2 separate regions of the Homo sapiens genome follow, and region 2 is linked to region 1. The links are chromatin loops, found by intact Hi-C in ENCODE. Cell type or tissue: IMR-90. All regions are shown on one strand. Region 1 holds the start of MLN (motilin). Region 2 overlaps LOC105375026 (a long non-coding RNA gene).

Region 1 (2,500 bases):
GATAGACTACTTCCCAACTCTCAAGGGACTACTTTGCCCCCACCAAGGTCTGTGACCTTGTCTTTCGGTTTGGTTTTGTTTTTTTTTTCAGACACAGGGTCTCACTCTGTTTCCCAGGAGTGCAGTGGCATGATCATGGCTCACTCTATCCTCCATCTCCCAGGCTCAAATGATCCTCCCACTTCAGCCTGCCGAGTAGCTGAGACCACAGCGCATGCCATCATATCTAGCTAATTGTTTTTATTTTTTGCAGAGATGAGGTCTTGCTATGTTTCCCAAGTTGGTCTTGAACTCCTGGGCCTTAAGCAATCCTCCTGCCTCAGCCTCCCAAAAGCTGGGATTACAGGTGTGAGCCACCTTGCCCAGCCTAGCGACCTCTTCCCAAAAGCCCCTCTTGAAACAGGGACAGTCAGACTCCAATGAGGCCCAAGGTTAAGGGATGGTAACTCTGCTGCAAACCCCCGGCATTTGGAGCTTTAATTCCTGATGTAAGTCTCAGACTTCAGAGCCACACTGCACATCTCACAACAGCCGCTGGTCCAGTGTGCTGGAGTTCTAATGTGGGTGCTGTACACAGAGACCCTGCTGGCAGGAAGCGAGGACACTGAGCTGCCATCTGTTTTCATTAAGCCTTGCTGAGTAGGGAAGGTAGAAATTATCTGTGTTGGGTTTGAAGCACTGCAAACATTTGTTTCTGAGTGGAAGGGCCAGAGCAGACCCAAGGACTGGCTAGGCAGGGTCTCCTGGGCAAGAAATAGTGCCCCTCTGGATGTGTGAGGCAGCGTCTGGATGTGTGGGGAAGGTGCTACTGGCCAACGTATGTCGCCTGGGAAAATGGCCACTGCCCACCCAGACCCTCGGGATTCCACACCCAGACTGTACCCCACCTCAGCCTCTGCCTGGTCCATGACCGGTACCCAGAAAACTAGACATCTTCCAGAGTGATGTTTTTGCCCTAACATCCCCTTCAAGGTATCATGAAGATGCCCAATATTCCATTTCCTCCATCAAATCTAAATCCTTCTGCTTGGTTGCTAAGGGTCCCCACACTCAGACCCGACTGAGCGGCTCCCAGCCCACACAGGGGACCTCCTGTGACACCATTCTAAGCCTGTGTGTGCCCCAAATCTCCAGAAGCCCTCACTCCTGCCCTCTGCTGCACCTGGCCACGTCTGGCCTTCACCCTAGTATAAAGACACCTTGCAGAGGAGTCACAGATGAGCTATTTAGCAGTGCCTCCGTTTCCTTATCTATTGAATGGGGGAAATAAATGCACCCACCTCACGGGGTTGCTGCGTTTAATCAGAACGTTCGTGCTCAGCATTTCCTGGGTAATGCTGCGCTCTGGAATTGGCCCCGCCCAGCCCCAGCAACAGCGAGCCAGGTCTGACTCCAGATCACATTCACCTCTTCCCTCTTCCCTCTTTGAATCTTTACACATACTGTTTGAATTGCATGATTACCATGAAACATTGTCCAGGTAGGTGTCTTTCTCCCCGTTTAGGCTGCAGCGTGCAGACCTCCTACACTGTCACCCCTCTGCATTTCCTCGGTTCCTTCGCGGCATCTGGCCCCACACAGCCTTGGGTCTGGACTCAGTAGTTTTATTTTCATTAATCCACTGAAATGCTGTCACAAACTCCTGAACACTTTCTTTCATGAGGGGCTTCAGGGGGAAGACTGAAGAGAAGTTATCTTTCTAATACAGCGCTCTGACAGGCCGACAGAAAATCTGATCACTAGAGCATTGGCCTGCAGACGCTCACCAATGTCATATATTTAAGGAACAAAAAAAGAAAAGGCTTTGTTAAAATGACCTCTGAGAGGCAGCTGAGTTTTCAGTGGACGGGAGAATGCCATCTGGGTGGGGGCTAGCTTCCACCGAACCCTGACTGTCGCTGTTCCTTCCAGGAAAGCCCTGGAAGCCCATAGCGTGGCTAGCCCTGCCTGGAGTTTCCACGAGCTTCAAGAATCCAGGCTCCCCCTCTGAGGGCCCCCAAAGCTGTGGTCAAAGGTTAATGGGCTCCAAGGGCAGCTCCCAGGGTTGGGAGGTATATAAGAACCCGTCAGATCAGCCGGACACCAGAAGACAAGCAGAGAGACTCCTCCAGACCCACTCAGACCACGTGCACGCCGTAAGTAGCCCTTGGAGAAAGTGGGTGGGGAGTGGTCAGCATAAGCCCTAAAGCAGAACGCTGGTGCAAGCCAGAGCCAGCCTGGTCCAGGGCCCTCTGCCACCTTCCAGTGCCCAGCCGGGCTTCGCACTGAGTGCCCGCGCTGATTCCCAGGGCATCAGTGAGCAGAGGCAGGGCTGAGGCACAGACGCTGGAGGCAAGCAGGTGGGTACAACTCCTGGCAAAGCAGAGGCTGTTGTGGGTGGGTCTGGCACATCCACGGTGGGCCGGGAACCCAAGCCAGAGCTCATCATGGGCGCAGGGCCCCTCTTGGCATGGTGGCTTTGCTCTGGAAAGGTAAGAAAAATTTGGCCCTGCAGTGGCTC
Region 2 (2,500 bases), 100 kb before region 1:
GTGCCTCTTCAATGCAAATGCAAGATATTGGGCACAGGGATCTTGCTGGGAACAGGCCCTGGAGAAGAATGTGAGAAAGAGCAGAAACAGGGGGACTATATCAGCACCATTCAAGACACCCAAGACAGACTGAGGATCGTCATGGACACTGCAGTAGGGACCAGGAAGTAAACTAGAAGGACCCAGTGACCTTCCTGGAGCCTTCGTCCCTTCCCCTTATTGACCCTCCTTTTGTATTGTCTGGACGAATTGCCAATGAAGCCCTCACTTGAAAGGGTCTGTGTGTTTGTACCACCGCAGGGAAGGCTAAGGGAAAGGCAGGGGTGGGCAGGATCCAGAGAGCCTGCCTTCCTCCCACCTCAATGCCATCCCTAAACTGTCTGAAAAGTGTCACCTGGCTAAGCAAGAAAGCCACTAGAGGCATGGGGTAAAGATGAAACAGGCAGGTCCCTGGGGGCTGGGTTTTTAAGGAGGAAGCAATCTGAGACAGAAAGATGATGTTTCAAAAATTTGTAAGGATAAGAGAAATGGTTTACCAAAAGCAAAACCCCAAAGCAGGGCTGAGCATGTGTGTTTCTGAGTGCAGAACTGTTACCAGTGGGGTGGTCAGAGGAGGCATGCTGGAACCTGTCTTATTGAATGCTATTTTCAATGGGGAAATGGGATACACAAAAGAGAAATGACAACAGTGGGTGGTTAGATTTTCAACCACAGGGAGAGAAGCTGCAGAAGGACCAGCCCAGGGCGCAGGGAAGTAGAAGACAGATTCCGAGTGGACAAGTGTAAGGTGTGGCCCTGAGATAAGGAGGAGGATCCGGGTGCCGCTGAGCACAGGAGGCCAATAGAATGATGGAGGACGAACAACCAAGCAAAATATAGCCTCATCTGACACTTCACCCAAGCAAGGTGTTTCCGCACAGGAAACCCACTCACTCTGTTGTCGGTGAAGCAAGATGTTACAAGGCTTTTTCTAGTCCAGAGAAGGGTGTCAGGCAGCTGGGGATGGGGGTGTTCTAGAAAGAAGAGGGCTGGGCTGAGCTGTGTGTAGCATCTATCCAGTCTTTTAAGGATATGTCGGCAGGGATCATGAATCAGCCTACGAATACTACAATATCAGGGCTAAGGCATCCCTTGGGCTGCAAGAACCCATTGAATAAAGCAGGTAAGCTCTTCTGTCTGTAGAGTATTCTATGCTAAAAATAAATTTGAAGAAGGGTTTAGATCCACTCAGAGAGAGCCCTATAAGGATAATGGAGGGAGCAGTGGGACCCCGCTGGGAGCTCAGCAGCAGAGAGGCCTAGTCCTGTGGCTGAACTGCAAGTCTGTCTTTAGTGCCCCTGCCCTGGCAGAAGCTCTAGCTATGGCCTTTCTTACAGCTCAGGCCACACAGTGTGCATAGCATTGCTAGCTGCAGGCTCTTCCTGTGTGTGGTGAATGAAAGGCAGGCAAAGGTTTGTGAAAAACCAGAATGGTTTCCAGGCAACTGTGAGACTGCTGGTCCCAGCAGAAAGCAGTGTGCACTCATGAGCTGAGCCCAAGGCTCCAGAATGGGCCGTGACCAAGGCCAAGCCCCGGGAGGGGTGGCTGGGGGGTGTGGCCAGGCAAAAAGTCACTCCACACTTCCAGTTCATGGCCCAGCCTCAAGACACACCTCCCAACCCCCAATAAACCACTGGTGCTATCTGCGAGGCCCTTCTGAGAACCCTAACTGCTCAAACCTCCAGCATTTGCGCAGTGGGGAGGTGGGGAGGAAAAAGGAAGGAGCCCTATTCTCCGCAACGGTGTCCCCTCTTTCTCCTCAAAGGAGCCCCTTGGAGTTTAACTGCAGGTGAGGTGAGCACACGTCCACGTTCCCACTCCCGACCTTGGAAGCAGATCCACTTCCAGGACTTTCTGCTTTCCACCCTTCCACCCTGGACCCTCTTCTAAGCAGCTTTGCACTTTCCCCGCCTGTAATTCTCCCCTACCATGACCTACTGCGGCTCCTCGGGGGCCACCTGCAGACTGGAAGAGTAGATCTTCCTTCCAGCGTCCTCTTTTCCCACCATTGTCTCATTCCCATGCCTCACTTCGTGTTCTCCTTCTCTCCCCTTCCCTGCTGGGAGAAGAAAGGGCAACACCCCATCACCTTCTGGCTGGCTTTCACCCAGCCCTGAGGGCATCCCAAAGGCTTTCCAGGACAAAAGGAGGAAAATATTTCCACCAGTGACTTTCCACACCCCCACAAATGGCTCCTGCCTCTAGCCATTCCAAAAAGACCATTCCAGACTCAGAGCAGCCCACCTGCCCAAGCGGATGTTAGGCGGAGAAGCCAAAGGCTCTAGGTCATCTCCAGCTTCCTTTGGAACCTAAAAAGCAGAACTTGATTGCAATTGTCATGCTGATGGACATGAGTGCATAGGGGACCTGCCACACCCACACCTCAAGGGACAGGGAATGAAGACCAGAATAGTCAAGCCAAATGACGAAGACCAGGATACTCAAGTCAAATGACAAGGTT

What was found. Hi-C counts contacts between places; a loop is a spot of excess contacts. Peaks named below come from ENCODE experiments on the same cell type or tissue, not always from the same donor. Only the 100,000 strongest peaks of a DNase experiment are listed, where the experiment ranks them.
Region 2: it touches region 1 in a loop (2.0-fold over the local background); 3 of 110 quality-filtered maps call a loop at or near these places.

The regions. Positions count from the first base shown.
Region 1 is chr6:33,803,588-33,806,087 of GRCh38, reverse strand. MLN (motilin) reads left to right here and starts at 2,085. Exons shown (of 5, transcript NM_002418.3): 1 at 2,085-2,135. In IMR-90, no CTCF peak of the experiment used is centred here; no DNase peak of the experiment used is centred here; H3K27me3 peaks cover 2,238 bases.
Region 2 is chr6:33,903,661-33,906,160 of GRCh38, reverse strand. All of the region lies in intron 1 of LOC105375026 (a long non-coding RNA gene), which reads right to left. It overlaps LOC107986590 (a long non-coding RNA gene), which reads left to right. Exons shown (of 2, transcript XR_001744097.2): 1 at 1-1,162; 2 at 2,109-2,500. Among named protein-coding and RNA genes, the nearest start is that of MIR7159, 5.8 kb to the right of the region's middle. RefSeq lists enhancers at 1,053-1,102, 1,183-1,332. In IMR-90, no CTCF peak of the experiment used is centred here; no DNase peak of the experiment used is centred here; H3K27me3 peaks cover 2,132 bases.